Linked DNA regions of Homo sapiens: region 1 is linked to region 2. Evidence: read pairs that join two places in POLR2A ChIA-PET (ENCODE). Cell type or tissue: IMR-90. All regions are shown on one strand. Links, peaks and the distances in the headings refer to the core of each region. The heading gives the core; the rest is flanking DNA. Region 1 overlaps TIMP2 (TIMP metallopeptidase inhibitor 2). Region 2 has its middle 23 kb from the start of LGALS3BP.

Region 1 (12,422 bases), core at 2,988-10,987, 62 kb before region 2:
CAGGCTGGCCTCGAACTCATGACCTCAAGTGATCCACCTGCCTCGGCCTCTCACAGTGCTGGGATTACAGGTATGAGCAAACGCGCCCAGCCTCATATTTGTAAATTAAATATTTTATAAGAGCAGGTCAATCTTTTTCTGGGGAAAAAAAAAAAAATAGGAAAAAAAAAAAAAGAGCAATAAACGGGATCTTTCCCACACCTACATCCCAGCTGTGCCAAAAGCACTTTTTGACACCCGGTCCTTTGATTCAAATGCATCAGAGATATAGTCCTCTTTTTGGAAACAAGCACGAAACTGGAGAAGCTATGATCCTGGAAAGAAGCTCATACACGCGATGAGGATATGCTGCAGTGAAAATGAGTAAGAGGCGTTTGTGTGATGTGGATGAATTCAGTAACCGTGCCGAGGCCAAAAAACCTAGCTTTCAAAAGACTCCACATAATATCCTTTTTATAAAGTTCAAAACCAAGTAAAACTAAACACTATGTTTAGCATACATATATGGATAAAGATAGGGAGGGCTAAACCCCAAGTTCAGCAGGTATATATCTTTTTGTTTCTTTTTTTTTTTTTTCCTTTTTTGAGATGGAGTCTCGCTCTGACACCCAGGCTGGAGTGCAGTGGCGCAATCTTGGCTCACTGCAACCTCCACCTCCCGGATTCAAGCAATTCTCCTGCCTCAGCCTCCTGAGTAGCTGGGATTACAGATGCCACCACCACGCCCGGCTAATTTTTTGTATTTTTAGTAGAGACAGCGTTTCACAGTGTTGACCAGGCTGTTCTCAAACTCCTGACCTCAAGCAATCCGCCCGCCTTGGCCTCCCAACGTGCTGGGATTACAGGTGTGAGCCACCGCGTCCAGTATCTTTTTGTTTCTGAGACAGGGTCTCGCTCTGTCACCCAGGCTGGCAGTGGCGTGATCACAGCTCCCTGTGCGGCCTCAGTCTCTGGGGCTCAAATGAACCTCTTGCCTCAGCCTCACGAGTAGCTGGGACTGTAGGTGCAGGCCGCTATGCTCAGCTAATTTTTTATTTTTTGTAGGATAGGGTCTCCCCATGTTGCCCACGCTGGTCTCGAATTCCTGGGCTCAAGTGATCCTCCTGCGCTGGCTTCCCAAAATGTTGGGATTGTAGGTGTGAGCCATCAGCAGGTATATGTCCAAGGAGGCAGCAGGGGGATGGAAAAGGGAGGTAGCGCACAGGTAGTGAATATTCTGGGTCTTGGGTCTGGGTGATGGGCTCATGGTACTTCATTATATTGTCTACAAAATATACATAAGTAAGGCCATTCGTGGACCAATGATACTAATGTGTCATGAACAAAGATTGGTTGATCTAAGTCAATGTATCTGAGGTTGTTGGAAGGGAGGGAGAGAGACAGACTCTGAAACCATCCTAGTACAGGGATCAGCAAACTATGGCACAAAGGGCAGATGCCGCTCACCACCTATTTTTGTAGAGTCTCATTGGAACCTGGCCACGCCCTTTCATTTACATCTCATCTGTGGCTGCTTCTGAGCAGCTGCAGTAGAGCTGGGTAATTACCACGGGGGCTGCACAGCTGGCAAAGGCTAAAATATTTACTCTCTGGCTCTTTGCAGAAAAAGTATGTTGATCCCTGTGCCTGTCCCTAAGACTGCAATTGGCAGAAGAGAAGCTACCCAGTGTGAGGTCTCCATGGCTCTGGTGGATGCCAGGTCAGTGGCAAAGCTAGCGGGGAGGAAACTGATCAAACACCCAGGTGCCGACACCCTTGCCAGCCCCAGAGGGAATCACCCAGCGGGGCGAGGGTGGCTTGTCTTCTCTTTTCCGTCTACTCTCTTTTCTCTTAAAGTTATAAGAATGTATTAAGCGACGTGCTATTTAAACAATGTTGGTTTTGTTGTGACTTTGAAAGACTAAGAGGTTTTAGCTTTGGTTCAATCTCCGTTAATGTCTCAGCCTTGGCTAAGCACTAAGTGATCTATCTCCTGAAATTGTGCCCGTCTGACCTTGGGTGCCCCTGAAAGGCCAGTGTTTATTTGGCTAAAACATCTGAAGGGCTTAAATGACCTGGAGTCTCCATCTGTGCCTGTGGCCCCTGAAAACAGACTGTCACCCAGGCTGGAATGTAGTGACATGATCGGCTCTGGGAGATGCATCCACAGCACATGGGCTAGACACACCCACTGAAACCCACACGGGTTCCTATTTTTGTATATAGGTGGTTTCCCAAAAGGGACTTCGTTTTAAAGGCAAGACTAGGCCAGGCGCGGTGGCTCAAGTCTGTAATCCCAGCACTTTGGGAGGCCAAGGCAGGCGGATCACGAGATCAGGAGTTCAAGACCAGCCTAGCCAACATGGTGAAACCCTGTGTCTATTAAAAATACAAAAAATTAGCCAGGCATGGTGGCAGGCGCCTATAATCCCAGCTACTCGGGAGGCTGAGGCAGGAGAATTGCTTAAGCCCAGGAGACAGAGGTACTGAGTCGAGACTGCACCACTGCACTCTAGCCTGGGCAACAGAGCAAGACTCCGTCTCAATCAATCAATCAATCAATAAAGGCAAGATTAGGGAAAGAGTCCCTGTGAGGGAATGTGCCCTGGAGGACGGTATAATGACAGATTGCTTTTTTTTTTTTTTTTTGAGACGAGTCTCACTCTGTCACCCAGGCTGGAGTACAGTGGTGCAATCTCGACTCACTGCAACCTCCGCCTCCCAGGTTCAAGTGATTCTCCTGCCTCAATTTCCTGAGTAGCTGAGGTTACAGGCACATGCCATCACACCCAGCTAATTTTTATATTTTTAGTAAAAACGGGGTTTCGCCATGTTGGCCAGGCTGGTCTCAAACTCCTGACCTCAGGTGATCCTGAGGCCGACCTCGGCCTCCCAAAGTGCTGGGATTACAGGCGTGCGCCACTGCACCCGGCCCCAGATTGCCCATTTTAAAGAGGCCTAATAGTCTCTGAGGCAATGACGCAAACACAGATCTTAGAGACCCGGGTACCAGTGCTGGCAGCACCATTATCAGTGATGTATTTACCCCGGGTGGGCCTCTCGCATTTAGCATATGTTCTGAAACTCCCGCAAGCATTTCCGGGCTTCTTCAAGAAACTGCTTGTGCAACCTGTTTTGCTGTAAGATCTGCTGCTGCTGGTCTCGGATCATCTGACTGTGCCGGTCGTCGTCGGCGAGGCTGGTGCCCGATGGGGAAGTGGTGCTGAGCTCAGATCCTCTCTCCCTTTCCTGGGCTCTCGTGGAGGAGGACTTCAGATGGGCCAGTCGAGCTCTTCTTTGCTCCCTCCTCTCTTTTTCTAGCTCAGCTTTGTAGTGGATTTCCAAGCTCATATCTGGGTGTTCCATTTGTTCAAGCGATTCCAGTTGTTTTTGTCTTCTCTGCTCCATCTCTGCTTTCTGCCTTTGCCTGGATGCCGTCGAGCCCACTCTGTCTGCCTGGTCTTGAAGGTGGAGCTGAAGGGAGCCCTCTGCCAGCGTGCCCAGTTTGGGGGTCTCTTGTCCAGATTCAGTGCTATACAATAATGAGTCCTCTTTGTTGATAAATATACCTGCCTCGGGAGACAATGTTTGACTTCCATTTCTAAACGTGGGCTTGACCGTGCCCTGATATTTTTGGTTCTGGGCCTTGCCCATGAACGTTTTCAAGTCGGTCTTGGACGCTGCCTGCTGCGCCTCCTCCTCTGCTGGGCTCCTGGGTTCCCCGGCAGGCAGCATCTCTGGGTCTGCCATTTTCTTCCCTCTTGGGGTCCCAGCGCCACACTCTTGCATCTCTGAGAAGGCATGCCCTTCCCCAGGTCTCTGGTCCATCCTGGGCTTCAGTGCCAGGTACAAGCACAGGTGTTTTTTCAGCTTTCTGTTTATATTAAACAACTCTTCAAAGGCCAACTCCAGCTCTTTCTGCCACTTGTTCTTCTCCCGGAGCGTGCACTGAGATGCTGGGGACACGGCTTCCCTTCTGCAGCTGGAATCAGCTGGCCACAGCTGCCCGAGGTCTCTCAGCTTCCCCTCCAGACTCTGTCCCTGAGAGCGACTGGTCAGGGCTGGAACAAAGCAAACTGCCCCCTTTCCCAGTTGCCTCCTCCCCGCCCGAGCTGTTCCTTTCTCTTTTTCCTCCACAAGCCCGATTTCTCCCACAGCAGCCACGAGTGGGTTTGACCTTTCTAGGTCCGCCCCTTTGCTCCTCCGAGGATGGATGGCACAGCGGCCACCCCCAGACTTGGTCGAAGGTTCTGGCCTTCCCTTTCTCTTCTCAGGCGGGGCCAGGTGAGAATTCATCCGACCCGTGGCTTTTGTAGTCTGTGGTTTCTCTGGACTCGCTGCTGTCTTCCGGGGCCTGGAGTGCCTGGGGTGTTGCTGGCCCAACTCTTCCCTGCAACTCCTCTCTTCACTAAGGGCTGCTCTATGCTTCTCCTTGGCCCTCGGGGGCCTGGCTGATCTTCGCTGGATGGGCCCCTGCGAGTCAGGCTCATTTTCCCTGGCCCGTCCTCCTCCCCAGCCCAACAGACGTGCTGACTGCAGCCTGTCCAGGCCACCGACGTGCAGGTGCTGTGCCTCCTGATACCCTCTCCTCAACTCCTCAGCCAAGCGCTGGAGCTGGTAGTTTTTCCACAGCTTGGCATCCGCTCTTCTCTGCAGAGCGAGATCGCCTTTGCCCCGGGCTTGTAGCAATTTGTGCTTTTTCCTCCAAAGCAGGTCTTCGTTATCAGGACAGAGGCTCAGCCACATGGCTCCATCCATGTTTCTGTTCCTGTCTGCGAACCCAGCAGATACAGCTTCCCAGGGAAGGTGCTTGGAGCCAAGAGTGGAGGGTTCAAGGGGCGCCCCCGGGCCTGAGGAGCCACAGAAGCCACAACGTTCCACAGCAAACCTACGAGGAAGGGAGCACAAGTGCAGCTTTCCAGATCGCTCCCAGGAGAGTGAGCAAAGCCCTGGAGACAAGCACACGGGATTCTCACTGTGAGGACAGGCTGCAAAATGTGCCCCTCCAAGCTCTCTTGACCCGTGCCCACCAGGGCCCACTCTCAGCCTCCCAATTTCTGTCCTGTACACTTTTGACAAGAGCCTGTAGGGCAGCTGTTTTGAACAGAGTGTGGTGTTGTTTCCCAGGGGACATTGGCAATGTCTGGAAACATTTTCTATTGTCACAAATGCAGGGAGGAGGTGCTCCGGGCCTGCAGCTGGGTGGAGGCGAGGGAGGCTGCTGAATACCCCACACTGCACAGGAGGGCTGCCCAAGACAGTGAATAACCTGGCCAGAGATGTCAGTAGTGCCGAGACTGACAATCCCACCCAAAGGGCAAGGGTTAGGATTCAGGTAGGGATGGAGGGGCACAAAGGGCAGCCCTTGGAAACAAATATTGAGAAGAGCAGGTGGAAGTAAAAGAGGAAGTCTGGGCCTCTGGAGGGAGAATTGATCGTAAAGGAAAGGAGGAAGAGACGGGGCAGGGAGGAGCCTGCCAAGCATGTGTGTGTGCAGGAGTGTGTGCACGCGTGTGCAGGGGTGTGTGTGGGTGTGTGCACATGCACATGTGTGTGCAGGGGTGTGTGTGCGTACATGTGTGTGCAGGGGTGTGTGTGCATACATGTGTGTGCAGGGGTGTGTGCAAGGATGTGTGTGCATGTGTGTGCAGGGGTGTGTGTGCATGTGTGTGTAGGAGTGTGTGTGCAGGGGTGTGTGTGTAGGGGTGTGCGGGCAAGGGTGTGTGTGCAGGGGTGTATGTGCAAGGGTGTGTGTGTCTCCATGCATGTGTGTGCAGGGGTGTGTGTGCAGGGGTGTGTAGGAGTGTGTGTGCAGGGGTGTGTATGCAGGGGTGTGTGTGCATAGGGGTGTGTGTGCAGGGGTGTGTGCGTGGGGCTGTGTGTGCAGGGGTGTGTGTGCATAGCGGTGTGTGTGCAGGGGTGTGTGCGCGCAGGGGTGTGTGCGTGTGCACATCTGTTTATGTTTCTGTGCACATGCCTGCACATCTGTGTGTACAGGGGGGTGTACAGGTGTGTGTATGTATGCATGTCTGTGTGTGCCTCTGTGTGCATGTCGGTGTGTGTATGTGTATGTGTCCGTGTGGGGCATGCAGGTATGTATGTGTGCATGCAAGTCTGATACTTGAATCCAGTAGAAACCAGAGAGGAGGAGAAGCTGGTGTTAGCTCTCTCTTCATGACTCCCAGCTCTTTCCTTTTATAATGATCAGAGAAGGACTCTTCCAGGTCTCTTTGGCATCAGGAAGGGACCCATGCTTTGGCAGGCCTTCCTAGGAAAGGAGGGGCATTTACACCAAAACAGTACGGGATTGTGTCTGTTGCCACGGGTAGCTGATGCCAGAAACAGCCAGATCTGTGAGCTGCAGGAAAGGCTAAGGGACAGCCACAGTCGATATGGAGTCCCCCTCCACTGCTCCTTCCCTTCTTTCATCTTAGTCTATGTGGAACCAGGCTAAGCCTTTGGAGTCAAACGTAGTTGCAGCTGAAGTCACATGTAGTTGCAGGAGTCAGAAAATACTGCATCTACATTACAGCTAACATTAACCGTGCAGGCTCCCCTCTGAGCACTGGGCATGTATCCGTTCATCTTTTTTACAGTAATCCTTTGAGATACGAAGCTCCTACCCCCCCCGGTTCACAGACAGGGAAACTGAGGCAGGCAGAGATGAAGATGCTTAACCCAGATCACACAGCTGGTAAGTGGCAGAGACAGGCCCTCTGCTGCTTGGACGAACCCCAGCACCTTTGACCAACCTCAGGTGGTCACACTGCAGCTGGCTTTGACTTAAGTCTTCTAGTGGGAGGTCCTTGCACCTCTTGGTAAATCAGATCACACAATTAGAATAGTGGTTAATATTATATTTAGCCAGATCTGCCAACCACCATGATGATCAAGAGAGAAAGGGAGAGAGAAAGCTGGGCCCTTCAATGCAATGATTGAGATTTTTGACAAAGGTGCCACGGCAATTTAATGTGGGGAAAGAATAGTTTTTTTGTTTTTCAACAAATGATGCTGGCACAGTTGGATATCCACAGGCAAAAAATGGGAATTCACAGCCTTATCTCACCCTATATACAAAAATTAACTCACAATGGATCATAGACCTTCATCTACAACTATAAACGCTTAGAAGAAAACGTAGGTGTATATTCATGACCTTGAGTCAGGCAAAGATTTCTTAGATACAACACCAAAAGCACAACCAATAAACAAAGAAACGGATAAGCTGAACATCATCAAAATTAAAAGAAAAAAAAAACCTTTGTGCTTCAAAAGGTACCATAAGTAAAGTGAAAATACAAGGTACGGACTGGAAGGAAATATTTGCAAATCATATATCCAACAGAAGACTTGAATCCAGAACATATGAACACCTCTTACTACCCAGTAAGATGGCAAATAATCCCATTTGAAAATCAGCAAAAGAAGGACAGGTGTGGCAGCTCACACCTGTAATCCCAGCACACTGGGAGGCTGAGGCGGGCGGATCACTTGAGGTCAGGAGTTCGAAAGCAGCCTAACCAACATGGTGAAACCCCGTCTCTACTAAAAATACAAAAATTAGCCGGGTGTGGTGGTACGCACCTATAATCCCAGCTACTCGGGAAGCTAAGGCAGGAGAATTGCTTGTATCTGGGAGGCAGAGGTTGCAATGAGCTGAGATTGCACCATTGCACTCCAGCCTGGATGACAGAGTGAGATTCTGTCTCAAAAATAAATAAATAAAAATAAAAATCAGCAACAGATTTAAATAGATATTTCACCAAAGAACATAGATGTGTGGCTAATACAGCACATAAAAACATGTTCAACGGCAGCGGTCTTTAGAGAAATGCACACTGACCCTGCAGTGTCCTGCCACCTCACATCCACTCCAACGGCTGTCGTCAAAAAGACAGACAATAGCAACTGTCAGTGAGGAAGGAGGGGGAGGAATTGGAACCCTGTGCACGCTGCTGGTGGGAATGGAAAATGGTGCAGCCACTTTGGAAAACAGTCTGGCAGTTTCTTAAAAAGGGAAACACAGACTTACCCTATGACCCAGAGATTCCACTCCTAGGTCTATAACCAAGAGAAGGCCTGAGTCCACAAAAAGAAACCAAAGCTCAGAGAGGTTGAATAACTTTCCCAGCTCACATGGAGGAGTTGGCCTCAGACACCAAAGACCACCAGGAACGGCCACAGGGATGTCCAATTAGGTGTGGTGAGGTCGGGGCTGCTGTGAATGCCCCTCTGTGTGTCTCGGAAGGTGCCTGGAGGCCCCAAGGTTCACAGTCTATTTCTGTGCCAAGAGCCGTTGGCTCACACCCCTTGTCAACCAACAATTAGTAAAACCTGGACAAGTCTTCCCTGCTCTGGAAGTGCCCCCAGCCCGTTCAATGACCTCAGTGCACCCCGTGCCAGCCCCACTGGCGTGGGCATCCCAATGAAGCAGCGTCAGTTTTCCTGGAGACACGCAAACGGGTAAAAACTTAACACATTTGGGCAGAGATCTTTGGGATAAGTCTAGAAAATTGCAGCCAGCTCCATCCTTCAGGAATCGATCCCCGCTCTGACACCATCAGATGCAACCTCGTCCCCGCTACCCCAGCTCTCCTTGCTCTCCCCTCTGAGACCCTCCCCACTTACTAACTTGAGGCAGAGGGCAGGGTCTCACGTGGACTTGTGCAGGCACTGGCAGGGAAAGCAACAGAGCCTTAGCTGAGCCCAAGATGACCAAGGAGAAACAGCCGTTCACCTGTTGCACAGCCTGCTGGGATGCCTGCCTCTGCCTGTGATGCCCAGGCTGATCTCCAGGCAGCCCAGTGTCTCTCCAGCCCTGCCAGACAGGACGTCGGGTGCCCTTGGCAGGACACTTGCCAATGAAGACAGCCATGGTTCCAATCAGGGCCCTCGCTACAGCTCCCCTCCCAGAGGCACCTGCCCTCTCTGGTTGCTTAGAATATTCTAGAAGGGGCAGGGGTCCTGGCGCTCCTCTGTCCTCCACATCCTCTGAGTGTTCTGAGCATCCTGGGCTGCTTTGGTGTTTTCTACTCCCCTGCTGCCCTCTGGTCCTGCCACCCCGAGCTGACAAGCCTGCCTTCTGCTGGCTGCCTTCAACCACTCAGAGAAACCACAGCTCCCCCCTCCGCAGAAGCCGCGCTCGGAGCAGCAGAAGGAAGGCGAGTGGACACCAATCTGGCCTCCGGACGGCACCAGGGCCTCCCACAGAGCGGAGTGGACACTGGGCCCATTCTCCTCTCTTGCTCTCTACAGCCCCGTGGCCCCAGCGCAGGAGCCAGCCCATGGCAGCTCCACCCCAGACCGATCCGATCCCAGCACCTGGGCCCAGGAATGTGCTTGGCCACCAGATTCCCAGCGATTCTCACCAAAGTCAGGCAACCTCTGGCCTACAGCTTGAGAATGACGTCCAAGCAGCTCGCCTTTCCCTGGGCGGCCGCTCAGACAGCTTTTCAGCCAAGGCAGACCTCACCCAGGGACCCTCCACCCAGGCAGCGTGGAAGTGCCAGGGCCCACAGACAGCACCCCCCCGCCCCCCGCCGGCCTCCTCACCCCCTCCGAAGGAGACTCCAGGCCTGCTGTGCACTCCTGTGGCATCGGGGGGCGGGGGGCAAGCATCACAGTCATAGGGAGTGTGAGGCGCCCAGAATGGGGGCTCCACAGTCAGGCCTGCACCCCGGCTGCAGGATACCAGATCCTGTGGTTCACTGTGAGACCTCCGCCTCTCTCGTCTGCCTCACGCTGCCCCCTCGCACCCCCAAGGTATGACGGCATTTGAACAATGCACGTGCCCATCTAGAGCCTTGGGGTGGGCCTGTGAGAGAGTGGCCGCCCACCCCAGTCCCCACCAGGTGCATAGTCCTGCGGCTAAGTCAGGGCGGTTGTAACAAAGGCTCAGACCCTCCAACTACCAGGCTGTGTTGTGACGAGGCTGCTGGAGCCCCAGGCACCATGACGGGAATGGGTGAATCCACCCACAGTGGGTGACTCTCAATGTGATACTAGCCCGGTACACTTAGACACCCAAAAATCAACGCGGCAGACGTTGTATCCCCAGGAGAAGGACCCCCCCGAACAGACACGTGGGACAATGGCAAGCATGGCCATCCCTGAGGACAATGGCAGGACCCAGAGTGCCTCTCTCCTCCTCAAGGCATGAACTGGCCCCTCCAGATACAGGGACAACCTTTTCTTCCCACCTCGGCCTGTAACAGACACGACACAGGCCATACCCTTGGCTAGAGTCACTGCAACATGATCCAGAGGGTGACTGTGAAAGGAGCCAGCGGGGCTGCTGTGTCGGTTTTCCTGGAGACACGGAAATGGGTACAAACTTAAAACATCTGGGCAGAGGTCTTTGGGATAAAGTCCAGAAAATCACAGCTGGCTCCATCATTCAGGAATTGATTTCCCCCATGACACCATCGGATGCAACCTTGTCCCTGCCGCCTCCAGCTCTCCTTGATTTCCCCTCTGAGCTCACAAAAAGAAACAAAAGCTCAGAGAGGCTGAATAACTTTCCCAGCTTACACGGAGGAGCTGGGTTTGAATCCAGACATCACACTGATCAGCACGCAGACCCGCAGGGTTTCATACTCTTCCGGCATTTCACGTACACCTCTCTCCATCTCACCGCCTCACCATAGGAGGTGAGGCCTATTCCTATCCGCACAATCTGACAGGGAAATTGAGACTCAGAGAGGTTAAGTAACTTGCCTAAGGCCACATAGCTCGTAATCAGGGCAGCAGGGATTCCGGGCCGAGCAGGCAGGCCCCTGATCCAGGCTCCTAGCCTGCTGCCCAGGGAGGTCAGAGCTGGAAACCACTTCCACAGCACAAGGAGACTCTGCTTGGACTGTGCTTGGCCTCACGTGACCTCTGACCTCCCTGGCCCTCCTGTGACCCTGACAGGTGTGCTGAGCTTCTGAAGGGTGGGAAGGCCTGCAAGGGGCCTGCGTGCATTCTGTGTGCATCGACCCAGGACACCACGGTTGGTGCCTCTGAGTTCATCACGTCGATCATCCCCATCTTCTTTCTGCTCAAGTACTTGATTTGTCAACATGCACAGAAGGGTGAGACCTGGCCATGGTGCTGCTTGAATCTTGTTAACAGTTAGGCTCTGATTCAATAGTCTGGGTGGGGCCCAAGACTCTGCATTTCTTTTTCTTTTCTTTTTTCTTTTTTGAGACGGAGTCTTGCTCTGTTGCCCAGGCTGGAGTGCAGTGGTGCAATCTCAGCTCACTGCAACCTCCCCCTCCTGGGTTCATGCAATTCTCTTGCCTCAGCCTCCCAAGTAGCTGGGACTATAGGCACGCGCCACCATGCCTGGCTAATTTTTGTATTTTTAGTAGAGATAGGGTTTCACCATGCCGGCCAGGCTGGTCTCAAACTCCTGACCTCAAGTGATCTGCCCGCCTTGGCCTCCCAAAGTGCTGGGATTCCAGGCATGAGCCCCCGCACCCGCCAGACTCTGCATCTCTAAAGTGCTGGGATTCCGGGTGTGAGCCCCCACGCCCGCCAGACTCTGCATCTCTAAAGCGCTCCCAGGGATGCTGATGCTGCCATCTGGGGGACCACGCTTGGAGTACTGCGGCCCTGGCAAACCATCTCTTCCAGGAAGCTGCATCTTGCTCTGCCTTCCTCCCCTGCCAGCAGCTCAGCCCTGATCATCTCTCACCTGAGGCCCTTAAAAGCCTCCCAATCAGCCTCTCTGCCCCCGACCCCCAGGCCTGCACCCCGTCCTCTCCCGCACTGCAGCCCAGCGCTGTCTAACTGAGAGACCTGGGTTACATTTCAGCATCCCCCATGTGATTCCCTGCTGTCCACACCAGCAAGTCTCTGAGTGCAACCCGCAGCCACGTGCATCATAATCAGCTGAGCTGCTGGTGAAGGGGTAGATTCCTGGGCCTCACCCCTGACAGATCCTATCCCAGCCCCTGCGGGAGGGGCCCAGGAATGCAGCCAGTTCACCAGCTGCCCTGCCAAAGCCTGGCAATCTCTGGGCCTAGAGGCTTGAGAACGGTCAAGCAGCTCGCCCTGGCTCCCCTGGGAGCCACCCTAGCCTGGAACGCTGCACACCAGACAGGGGTGGTAGAGCTCCTGGCCATTCCCAAATGCCCCACACCCAGCAGCGCCTGGAATGTGCTCATGCAGGTTCCTCGTGACATGGACACACCCCCTTCCCCATCCTACCCGCATGTCCCCAGCCCAGGCCTCGTTCCCACTCCCCCAGGATGCCCCAACCCTCCAAGGGAACAAAGAGAATGCTCTTCCCTTTCTCCAGAAGCCCAGCACCCGGGCCACATAGTCAAGCGCTTTGTCTTTGAAACATAAAAATAGCTATAGAAGGGCTCCGTTAGCTGGCATCGGCCAGAGAGAGAACATTTCCATATAATTAGAGCTTACCCTTTCATATGGAAAGTTAGACATTTCTCTGTCTAAGG
Region 2 (12,422 bases), core at 1,549-9,548:
CCACGCTACTCACACTCAATGCGACCTTGACACTCTTCCCAAGAGCGGTGGGATATGCAGCCCTACCCCTTGAATCCAGGCAGGCCTTTGTGACTGCCTTGACCACCAGTCTATCACAAGTGGTGCTGTGTGGCTTCCAAGGCTGGGTTATAAAATGCCATGTACATCTGACTTGTTCTCTAACCCAGCCACCATGCTGTGAGGAAGCCTATGCAGCCCTCTATGAGAGCAGCCGAGGCCCCCATTTCACAGCCCTTGTTGAGTTCCCAGACAACAGCCAGCACCATTTTTCAGCCACGTAGGTGAGCCATCTTGAAATGGATCCTCCAATTCCCAGGTGAGCTGTCCCAGCTGATGCCATGTGGAAGAGATGAGCCACCCTTGCTGAGCCCTGTCCAAATTGCAGATTATGAGCAAAATGAAAGATCCTTCTTAGCCTCTAAGTTTTGGGGTAACTTGTTATATACAAATAGATGGCCAAAATGGAAGTTCTGGAAAAGAGGCTCACTCCTGCCTTTTACCTTTTTAGGGTCCCACTCTATCAACCTGGCTGGAGTGCAGTGGTGTGATCATAGCTCACTGCAACCTCAGACTCCTGGGCTCACACAATCCTCCTGTCTCCACCTCTTGAGTAGTTGGGACTACAGGCTCATGCCACTCCTGCCTTTTAAATGTTGTGGTATAGAGCCTGGAGCCACTGCAACCACTTTGCCACTATGATGGAAACTAGTATGTGAATGAGTTGCTGCTACAGAAGGCATAAGAGAGAGGAAGACCTGAATCTGGACATGGTTGAACTGCTGGGCTCCATCAGCCATGAAGTCCACCCGGTTGGTATACTTTCTAGTTAATATGAGTGAAAACACTACCTCCAAAGGGTAAGCATTTCTCAATCATATTTGTTACTTATAGCCCAAACCATCCTAATATACCATCTATCCCTAACAGGGAATCATCAGCTGGGTTTAAGCAGAGGGAAATGTCTCGATGAGATGCTTTAGAACAATAGCTATGGTGTCTCCACAGGGCTGTCCTGGAGAGGGCTGGGAGACAGGAAGACCAGCCAGGAGCCTGCAGCAAAACTTCTAGGCAGGAGAAGGTGGGGGTCAGGGTCAAGCTCATGGAGCCGGAGGCTGGCATTGCGGAGTGACAGTGCAGGGCTGTGCATGACAGAAGGACACACCAGACACCACCTGTGCTCCACGGAGAGATGAACAAGCCCTGAGCAACTGGGGAATAGCAAAGGAAACTCCACCAACCCCCTCCCTCTCCTCCCTTCCTAGAGAGGAAGCCTCTCTCTCCCTTTGTCCTCACTGCCTGACTGTGAGGATCGACCAGAGATCTCCCAGGAGGATTTTGGAAAAGGCTCTAAAGGAAGTAGAAGCTTCCAGACCCAAGTGGCTCTCCCCTTTCAGCTGCTGCCCACCCCTACATTTGTGCTCGGTCGATCCCCACCCAGCTGACCTCAGCTGAGCTAGGACCGGCTCAGGACCCCGCCCCCAGCACCCCACACAGCTGGGAGTTGTTACTGCAGGCCCTCAGATGTTTACCCAAGGGCCTGCCTTGCCTTCGCTCTCTGCTGGCAACACAGATTCTTAAAGGGCCGAGGCTGGTTTCTCTTCTCCTGGGCCTGGGGGACCCTCTTCTCTCTGGATGCTTCCTGGGAGTCCCCTCCAGGCCCTGGTGTCTGTAGGGAAACCCCCTTCTGTAGGCGACGGGGGCGGAATTTGGACAGCCACGGCCAGCAGTCTGGATGACTCCCTCAGTGGCCAGCCCCTGGGGCCCAGGTCCCCCTGACTGTCCAGGGTGGCCCGCCTAACTGGCCTCCTTTTCTTCCATGGCTGGGAGGGCATTCACCCCCACCGTGGGGAAGCTCAGGGCAAGTTCCTGAGACCCACTTTTTGAGGACCCCTCCTACCAAGGTCTTCCTGGCCAGGCCTCCTCTCTGATCGGGTGAATAAACACAGGAACCCCAGGGTTTGGGGAACCCACAGCCCCAGAAGTACCAAACTGTGCTGAAATGCAGAAAACCCTTTTTAAGGGAGCTGAAGGTTTTAAGCATTTGAAGAAATTCTCTGAACTCATAAGACACCAGGCAGGCTATGGACGTGTCCCACGGACTCCCCACCCCCGAGCCCAAAGGGAGCTGCTGGTCCAGCAGGGCGGGAGGAGCTGGCTTGGCCCATCATGTGGTCAGTGGTGAGCCCTGCGAGTGGTTCCCCAGGCTGAGACCATGGAGGAGGGCAGATCAGCCACCCAGGCCTCGGTGGGCTCGGTGCCAGTGGGGTCCAGCTCCTCTGCTCTCCTCTTCCTGAGCCCCAGCGAAGGCACAGCCTTCGGATTGTGGCAAAGCCTGAACCCCAAACATGGAGCACTGCCCGTAATCAGATGGGGGTGAGAGAGAGCTTGTCACCAGGCCTGGGACAGCACCAAAATTCCTAACCTAGGGCTCCAAAAGAGGAAAGATTCCTGCAGGAGTTAGCTTGGAGCCGGTCCTCCATGAACATCAGGTAATGACAAGAAAAGATGCCAGCCAGATGTGCTGGCTCATGCCTGTAATCCCAGCACTTTGGGAGGCCGAGGCGGGAGGATCACCTGAGGTCAGGAGCTCGAGACCAGCCTGGCCAACACGGTGAAACCTTGTCTCTACTAAAAATATAAAACATTAGCCGGGCGTGGTGGTACATGCCTGTAATCCCAGCTACTCAGGAGGCAGAAGCAGGAGAATCACTTCAACCCGGGAGGCGGAGGCTGCAGTGAGTCAAGGTCATGCCACTGCACTCCAGCCTGGGCAACAGAGTGAGACTCTGCCTAAACAACAACAACAACAAAAAACAAAAAGAAAAGACGCGTAAACATCCCCACCATCTTGATCGCAAAAACAGTCACTGTCAAAGACTCCAGATGCCTTTCATTCAGTATTTACAACACCCTTGAAGAGGTCAGCAGCCCATATTACAGAGACCAGAGCTGAGCTTCAGAGAGGGGAGGCCTCCTGCCTAAGATCACACAGCCAAGAGGCAGGCGGCCAGCCTGGACTTGTGACTCGGAGCAGCATCTCACCACCTTTTGCAACGGATCCATCTGGAACCCAGAGGTCACGTTGCTCGTTGGGCTGTAGTTGCAGAGTGAGAGGCAGGCGTGGTCTTGGGCTGCGGGGTAAGACCAGGGCAAGCAGGGCCTCAGCTTTGGGTTGGGGGCTTTAAAATGGACACAGGACTCCTTTGAGCCTCCTGGAGAAAACTGTCTTAGGGCAGCTGCCCTCTAGGATGAGTGGGTGGGAGGGACGGGGTCGCTGAGGCCTCCCCTGAGCTCTAGTCTCGTTGCAGGCTTGGAAACGGCCCCAGTGAATGCGGGAGAGGAGAAAGCCAGCAGCCCCAGGAGACGGTGAAGGTCAAAAGCAGCCCTGGTTACCATCGCTAGCCAGCCCCCAAGTCTTTGCGTTGCCACGGCAACGCTACTCCTGTGCTACCCATCCCCGCACGGGGTCTGCTGTGACTGAAGCAAAAAGCCGCTTCCACGAGGCTCCTTAAAAAGGGTTTGAGGCTGTCTAATGGGGACCAGCTGCTCAGCAAATTACAAACACGCAGAAGAATAAGGCTCTGCTGGCTGGTAGAGTTCCCCTGCCCAGCCCTCCCTGCATGCAGCTTCTGCTGGGGGCAAGAGAGCAGCCCCTCCCGGAGAAGCCATCCGCCCACCCTTTCCACCTCTGACAGCCTCCCTGGAGCTGAGCTGTCCTGACCTCAGACACCCAGCTGGCTCCCCAACTTCCATGTCCAGCTCCCCACTTTGTCCTCCATTCTGTTGAGAAGGGGACGGGGGCAGGGAGACAGCCCAAATAGAGCGCACCCCATCAGAAGGGTACGGTGGGGCAAAGGCGTCCCCAGCGTTCCAAGCTCCCAGGAGATTCCAATACACAGCTCCAGAGGTGAATCACTGGCCCAGACCCAGTGGATTTTACACTCATGTGGCGCCAGAATTCCAGGAGGGCTCTGAAGTCACAGGCGCAAACTCACCCCGATTCCCTGGTCTCCGGTTCAGTCGGACCGGGGTGTTCCCGAAGAATCCGCGTTGCTGACGGGTTTCCTAGGCACCGGGATGCTGCTGAGTGGAACCCCACTTTGAGAAGTACAGGTTCCATCTGCTCTGATGGTGAGCAGAGCTGCTCCTGCATCTGTCACCTTCGTCATTTCCTCCACTTGTGACTCAACTAGGATTCATGTTCTGAATTTTGGGGGTTTCCTCCTGGGGTGTAGATGTAGTGAAGGTGGACATAGGTCTATACTGACCTTTTGTGTGAAGGCAGGGGTTCCTTCATTCATTCAGCAAAGACTTGAGGGCTACCCACGTTCCCACCTGGTGCCGGGCTTTCCCGGGAAAGACGAATTCAGCCTGGCAGTGACGGAGACACCGGCAGGGATCTGCCACACCCTGTGGAAGGGCCGTGAGGGACACAGAGTGTGCTTCGGTCACAGGGTGGGGCTGAGACTCGGATGCCCGAGAGGCACTCTCAGAGGTCGTGAAGGCTAAGCCCCTGGTCCCCAGAGTGTGCCAGAGGACCAGCAGCGTGGGCATTGCCGGGAGCCGATTAGAACTGCAGAAGTGCAGGCCCCTGTTTAGCAAGATCCCAGTGACTGAGGGTACCCAAAGGTTGAGAGATCCCCAGAAACACACATAGGAATTAACCTGGTAAAGAAGAAAAAGAATGTTCCGTCCTGGCCAACGTGGTGAAACCCCGTCTCTACTAAAAATACAAAAATTAGCCAGGCATGGTGGTGGGCACCTGTAATCCCAGCTACTCAAGAGGCTGAGGCAGGAGAATCGCTTGAACCTGGGAGGCAGAGGTTGCAGTGAGCTGAGATCGAGCGAGATCGAGCCATTGCACTCCAGCCTGGGCAACAGAGCAAGACTCCGTCTCAAAAACAAAACAAAAGAATGTTCCAGAAAAAGAAGTCATGAGTGCATTACAAGAATGATTTTTTTTTTTTTTTTTGGAGACAAGGTCTTGCTCTGTCCCCAGGCTGGGGTGCAGTGGTGCCGTCTCAGCTCACTGCAGCCTCAACCTCCCTGGGCTCAGGCGATCCTCCTGCCTCAGCCTCCTGAGTAGCTGGGACTACAGGTGCACAACATCATGCCTGGCTAATCTTCGTATTTTTTGTAGAGGTGCGGTTTCACCACATTGCCCAGGTGGGTCTTGAACTCCTGGGCTCAAGCGATCTATGGCCTCCCACAGTGCCTGGCTGAAAAGAACTTCCGACGCCCAGAGCCAGGATTTCTGGGGCTGGGTGATAGGGATGGGGAAGCATCTTTCTTTGTGAAGGGACCACCAGGGGCTGCTGTCGGTCCCTTACGTGGGGTAGCCAACCCTCCCAGTTTGCCCAGGATGGTTTTCTGTCGGTCATGTTAAAGAAAACGATTCAGTGACACTTGTGTGAGGTCAGTGAGGCTGACTCGACTCAGGGCCGTCTCGATAGGCGCAGGGACCATGCAGGGGGAACCTGCCATGGGCAGAGGTCAGGGTCAACTCAGATGCAGCACGGCCAAGTGAATTTCTAGCCAGGGAGCAGGGTGGGGGTCAGAGCGGGGGGAATTACTAAGAGGAAGCAGGGGGTCAGGGGGATTCCGGCTAAACCCACCTAACAGGATTCTTGCTGAAGGCAGGCCGGGGTGACCAGACATCGCCTGAGGGACGGTGGAGGATGGGGGCTTCTTGCTAAACTGACTTCGCAGGAATGGCAGAAACTGGATTTTACAAGGCGGCCTGGAGATGGGGCCCGGGAGAAGGTTTGGGGACCTGAGGCTAAAGCGCCAAGGACTTCGTCTTCACTTCCCCCACCTCTGACTCTGCCCTGGGGTGGTGGAATGACTCACCTGATGGAAAAAACTGGGTGTTGATTTGCTAAAATCCCAAAAGCAGGTCTGCATTTAGAAAGCGCTGGCTCCTTGAGAAGCCTGGCCTGGAACCTGGAGCCCAGGTGGGCTCCTTGAACAGATGATGCCTGAGGGATGTCGCCTGGATGCTGGGAGTGAGCGAGGCAGCAAAACACTGTCTCTTGGCCTGTCCCCAAGTCAAAATCCCACCTTAGGGGGGCCAGCTGCTTTGGGTTAAGGGTGGGGGAGTTGAGAGATGGAGAGGAGCTTAGAAGTCATCAGGGCTCCCCGTTTTAGAGAGAAGAGCCTCGGGGCGGGGGAGAAGGGACTCAGCTCTGGAACTAAGGACTGGACCTCGGGTCCCAAGCCCCAGTCTTAGGAGCTGCTACCTCCTTATTAAAGTGCCAGGGGGCCCTCCAGGACGGGCCCCATCCAACGCCAGCCGTCTCATCTCTGTCCCACTCTGTTAGAAAACACCTCCTTATATTAAGCTAAAATCTGTCTTTTCCACAGTTTCTTTGATGCGGCCTCTTGGATCTTTTTAAGATGCTGTGATCAATGACTCACTCAAATCCTCTCTCACCAATCTCACCACCAGCATCCTCAAATTGACTGAATTTGCTGTCTATTTCTAAGGTCAAATTTGCAGCCACTTCCTGATACCTCCCACGGAGGTTGGCGCTGGTCCTCCATGCAAGGAGGTGACTGCGGCCAAGGGACTCACCAAACGTGGAGGTTTGCCAAAGTTATGTCGAAGAGCCTGGATCTCAAAGTGAGCCGTCTCCCGGGAAACAGCTCGAGACGTTCAGATTCTGAACATCCGCTCCACATGCGGCAGGGGGGCTTGAGAGCTCTCAGCACGTTCATGTGAGAGAAGAAGCCCAGGAGGCCCCCATGGGCTCTGACATCCAGGAGGCTTGCAATGGGAGGATGGGGGTGTGGGAAGGTCCCCCTGGGAGCCAGGACTCCATCCCATGCCCAGCATCCACCTGAATGCCAGCAGGATTCGAATTAGAGAATGCACGTGATGGCAAAACAGCTTGCACTCCCGGAACCCTGAGCAGCCTCCTGTGGGCTGAATTCCGTCCCCCAGAAAGATACATCTGCGTCCTGACCACCAGTACCTGTGGCTGTGACTTTTTTTGGATATAGGGTCTTCGCAGATACAATCAAGGCTCTTGGCCAGGTGTGGTGGCCCACGCCTGTAATCCTAGTACTTTGGGAGGCCAAGGCAGGGGGATCACCTGAGGTCTGGAGTTCGAGACCAGCCTGGCTGACATGGCGAAACCCTGTCTCTACTAAACATATAAAAATTGGCCAGGTGCAGTGGCTCACGCCTATAATCCCAGCACTTTGGGAGGCTGAGGCGGGCGGATCACCTGAGGTCAGGAGTCTGAGACCAGCCTCAACATGGAGAAACCCCATCTCTACTAAAAATACAAAATTAGCCAGGCCTGGTGGTGCATGCCTGTAATCTCAGCTACTCGGGAGGCTGAGGCAGGAGAATCGCTTGAACCTGGGAGGCGGAGTTTGCGGTGAGCCAAGATCGCGCCATTGCACTCCAGCCTGGGCAACAAGAGCAAAACTCCGTCTCAAAAAATAAATAAATAAATAAATAAATACATAATAAAATAAAATAAAAATAAAAATAAAAATTAGCCAGGCGTGGTGGCAGATGCCTGTAATCCTAGTACTTTGGGAGGCTGAGGCAGGCAGATCACTTGAGGTCAGGAGTTCGAGACCAGCCTGGCCAACATGGCGAAAGCCCGTCTGGGAGTTCCCAAGCTGGGAGATAGGGCAGGGACAGAGTCTCCCTTAGAGCCCCCAGAAGGAACCAGCCCTGTAGACCCCTTGACCTCAGACTTCTGGTCTCCAGAGCTGTGAAAAGAAAATTTCTGTTGTTTTAAGCCACCCAGGAAATGTCTGTCCTTTAGGCAGACCCAGGAAACTAATACCAAGCCTCGCATTCCTGTCCCTTCCCAGGAGTCAGGTCTGGACATCATGTAGCCCCCAGGATCTGAGGTGGGCTGGAAAGGCCGGAGACTGGGTCCTGCTTCAGGGGGATTGAGGGGGTCAGAGACACTGGCAAGCTTGGGTGAAGCAGAGATTTGCAGGCTGGCTCCCGGCTGCCCCGACTTAAGCTAGTTCTGATAAGGAAGCAGGGCCGGGCAGCATGACTCAGGCCCCTACTCACCCCACCTGACTCTGGGCAGTGCAGTGATGGCCCAGAGTCCAGCCCTTGGGATGGGCTGACCTGGCCCTCCTGAGACCCCACTCCCACTGCTTGGAATGTTGGATTCTCCCCAGACCATCTATGAACACCGCCCTCCTTTTGTCTTTGGGTCAATACCCTGGCGCACCCCTCCAGCCAGGCTCCAACTCACCTTCCCTCCCTCCTGGCAGTTGTATCTTTCTCTCCATCTCTGCTGTGGTCTGTTTATCTCCTCTCCTCCCATTAGACTCTAAATGAAAACTGTCTCTACTTCTGACACTCAACGTGTGGGCCTTCCTCCCCCATACCGAGTAGTTCTCCAGTTTTTGTTTTTGTTTTCCCCTGTGACAGTGTCTCACTCTTCGCCCAGGCTGGAGCGCAGTGGTCCGATCCTAGCTCACTACAGCTATGCAATCCTCCCACCTCCTGCCACCACACCCCGCTATTTTTTAATTTTTGTACAGATGGGGGTCTCACTATGTTGCCCAGGCTGGTCTCGAGCTCCTGGGCTCAAGATATTCTCCTGCCTTGGTTTCCCACAGTGTTAGGATTATAGGCGTGAGTTCGTTTAATCCTGATACTATCCGGAGTTAGCGCAGACCCCACAGGTTAGGAGCTCAAGACTGCCCGCCACATCAGACCCCGAACATAAGCAGAGGGTCCTCAGGTTGCCCACGTTTCAGTCCAACTTGGCTACAAATTGGAGGCTTCCATGACCCTCTTCTTGGGTTTGGTGATTTGCTATTGGGGGCTCCCATGACCCCCTCCTCAGGTTTGGTGATTTGCTTTTCCTTTTTTTTTTTTTTTTTTTTTTTTTGAGACGGAGTCTCACTCTGTCACCCAGGCTGGAGTGCAGTGGCGTGATCTCGGCTCACTGGAACCTCCGCCTCCTGGGTTCAAGCAATTCTCCTGCCTCAGCCTCCTGAGTAGCTGGGACTACAGTCATGTTGTCCAGCTAATTTTTGTGTTTTTGTAGAGACAGGGTTTCACCATGTTGGCCAGGCTGGTCTTGAACTCCTGACCTCAAGTGATCCGCCCGCCTTGGCCTCCCACAGTGCTGGGATTACAGGCGTGAGCCACCACTCCTGGCCGATGATTCGCTATTGGTGGCTCCCACAGCCTCCTCCTCAGGTTTGGCGATTTGCTATGGAAGGGCTCACAGAACTTTCCTTAGGGCCTCAGGTTGATGATAAAGGATGCCAGAAGGAGACACATAGAGACCAAGGTCCAGAATCCAGGGCAGGCGCTTCTGTCCCCCTGGAGTACGCGTTATGCCAGCCTCCCGGCTCATGGGTTCGTTCATTACCCTGAAGTTCTCTGAACCCTTTCTCTTCAAGCTTTGATGGAAGTTCCACTATGTGAGCATGATTGATGAAATCATCGACAATTGGTAATTGACTCAATCCCTGGCCCTTCCGCCTTCCTGGAAGTCGGGGTGGGGCTGAAAATTTCAACCCACTAATCCCATGGTTGGTTCCTGGGGCAGCAGCCTCCATTTTGAGACTAGCTAGGGACCACCGAGTCACCTCATTAGCATAAGTAGGATGGTGGAAAGGGGTTCCTTATAAGTAACAAAAGGTGCTTCTCTCACCTCTCTCAGAAAATTTCAAGGGTTTTAGGAGCTCTGTGCTGGGAACCCAGGAACCGGGAACAAAGACCAAATAGAATATATATTTCTTGCCAGGCACAGTGGCTCATGCCTGTAATCCCAGCACTTTGGGAGGCTGAGGTGGATGGATCACCTGAGATCAGGAGTTCGAGACCAGCCTGGCCAACATGGTGAAACCCCATCTGTACTAAAAATACAAAAATTAGCTGGGTGTGGTGGTGAGTGCTACTCGGGAGGCTGAGGCAGGGGAATCACTTGAACCTGGGAGGCGGAGGTTCCAGTGACCCAAAATTGTGCCACTGCACTCCAGCCTGGGTGACACAGTAAGACTCTGTCTCAAAAAAAAAAAAAAAAAAAAAAAAAAAACCCACAAAAAAATATATTTTTTGAATAAGAATATTTTGAATAAGAATATATATTTCTTATTCTCTCACAGCCCTGACTGAGCCCCTTGCAAACAGAGCCCCCAGTCCTCTCCCTGGTGCCCCTGAGCTTGGCCTGGAGGAGTCTCTGTGAGAATCTCCTGAATTGGGCTTTTGAATGCACATGGGTGAATGCACACATATGGTGTGTGCATATGTGCAGACAGAACACACATGTAACACTTGGAGCGCTAGCGTAAGCAGGAGGGAGGTGTGGAAGACAGGCCTGCATTCTTCCTCTGCATTTTGCAACTGCCACAGGCTTGGCTTCGAGCTCCTGGCTTCACCCCAGTGACATTCTTTCAGAAGCCCAGCTGCTGCCACATCAAACCATTTCTGTCCAGCTCTCACTCAGGCCCAGCCACCTCCATGGGCCACACGAGTGGGGCACGAGGAAGCCCAGCCTTTTCAGGGAGTTCATGAGTGTATTTGTGCAAGGGTGTGGCTAGAACCTGGGGTGTGAATGCCTCAACAGCCAGGAGGCTGCTGTTAAGAAATAGTTCACTGCAGCCAGGCGCAGTGGCTCATGCCTGTAATCCCAGCACTTTGGGAGGCCGAGGCGGGTGGACCACCTGAGGTTGGGAGTTCGAGACCAGCCTGATCAACATGGAGAAACCCCATCTCTACTAAAAATGCAAAAATTAGCCAGGCATGGTGGTGCATGCCTATAATCCCAGCTACTTGGGAGGCTGAGGCAGGAGAATCGCTGGAACCCGGGAGACAGACGTTGCAGTGAGCCGAGATCATGATGCCATTGCACTCCAGCCTGGGCAACAAGAGTGAAACTCAGCCTTAAAAAAAAAAAAAAGAGTCATCCATGAATCCCCTCCCCAACAAAGGTGCTAACACAGGTCACATGCTCTTCTCCCTCCTAGCCAAATCCATCCCAAACCAATTCCCACAGCAAAGAGGATGGAATTTCCCATAGTCCCTCCCTCAGATCGCCCCAGGCTGCTGCCCAGTGGGATGGTTCCCTGAAGGAACATATAGGTCATCTGGGGAATGAGGAAGAGTGGGGAATGGAGACTCAACAGACAACCAGTGAATGTTCTATACAGGATTGTTCTGCACGTTGCTCTTTTGAAAAACTTGGGCCAGGCACAGTGGCTCACACCTGTAATCCAGCACTTTGGGAGGCTGAAGCGGGCGTATGGCTTGAGGTCAGGAGTTTGAGACCAGACTACTAGCCAACATGGTGAAACCATTCTCTACTAAAAATACAAAAATTAGCCGGGCGTGGTGGCGGGTGCCTGTAATCTCAGCTACTTGAGAGGCTGAGGTGGGAGAATTGCTTCAACCCGGGAGGCGGAGGTTGCAGTGAGTCAAGATCGCACCACTGCACTCTGGCCTGGGCGACAGAGCGAGACTCCATCTTAAAACAAAAAACAACAACGACAAAAAAACACTTGATGTTGTATCATGAAGATCCTTTATGTCAGTACATATGGGGGCCACAAAATCCTTCTGAGTAGCTCTACAATAGTCCACTCTCCGGATGCCCGGAATGAACTGAGCTGTCCCTCAATGCGTGGAATCTCCTTCTGCCTTTGTGAAGCCTGCCTCCATGTGACCTGCAAGGCCCAGGTCGCTGCTCTCAAGTGGCCTCGCGGGGCTTTGAGCCTGGAACAGGGCTCTCAGTAAGGCAGGAGTGGTTCAAATGCTTGCTGTGGGTGGTGACATCAGCCACAGCCTGAACCCAGTGTCCCCTGAGGGCGGTGAGCAAGTCTGTGTCAATTCCAGCCAGATTACTCCGGGTTCAGAGGTCCTCAGCTTCCTGGTTATGGCCAATTACAAATGGTCATAAATTCTTCAAAGCGACCCTCATCAGGAGGTGGAGTTTATTTTCCACCTTTGGATCGACGCTGACCTTGTGATGTGTGTGTCTAAGCCTGGACCTCAAGAAGCCTCGCATGTTAGGCTGGGCGTGGCGGGTCACGCTTGTAATCCCAGCACTTCGGGAGGCCAAGGCGGGCATATTGCTTGAGCTCAGGAGTTTAAGACCAGCCCGGGCAACATAGCAAGACCGGGTCTCCACAGAAAATTTAAAAATTAGCCAGGTGTGGTGGCGTGTGCCTGTAGTCCCAGCTACTCAGGAGGCTAGGGGACGGAGTGGGGAGGATTGCTTGAGCCCAGGAGGTCAAGGCTGCAGTGAGTCATGTTCGGGCCACAGCCATGATCATGCCACTTGCACTTCAGCCTGGGCAACAGAGCGAGGCTCTAAAAAAAAAAAAAAAAAAAAAAGGTTTTTTTTTTTGAGACAGAGTCTCGCTCTGTTGCCTAGGCTGGAGTGCAGTGGCACAATCTCAGC

Evidence for each region. Peaks named below come from ENCODE experiments on the same cell type or tissue, not always from the same donor. Only the 100,000 strongest peaks of a DNase experiment are listed, where the experiment ranks them.
Region 1: POLR2A ChIA-PET joins it to region 2 with 30 read pairs; 6 of 35 experiments call an interaction of 5 or more read pairs at or near these places.

What each region holds. Positions count from the first base shown.
Region 1 is chr17:78,887,593-78,900,014 of GRCh38, forward strand. All of the region lies in intron 1 of TIMP2 (TIMP metallopeptidase inhibitor 2), which reads right to left. It overlaps CEP295NL (CEP295 N-terminal like), which reads right to left. Exons shown (of 3, transcript NM_001243540.2): 3 at 2,987-4,867. The coding sequence ends at 3,046. Among named protein-coding and RNA genes, the nearest start is that of CEP295NL, 9.4 kb to the right of the region's middle. RefSeq lists a silencer at 1,418-1,467. In IMR-90, for the core only: no CTCF peak of the experiment used is centred there; no DNase peak of the experiment used is centred there.
Region 2 is chr17:78,950,703-78,963,124 of GRCh38, forward strand. No RefSeq gene overlaps it. Among named protein-coding and RNA genes, the nearest start is that of LGALS3BP, 23 kb to the right of the region's middle. In IMR-90, for the core only: no CTCF peak of the experiment used is centred there; a DNase peak (open chromatin) is centred at 6,539; H3K27ac peaks cover 477 bases.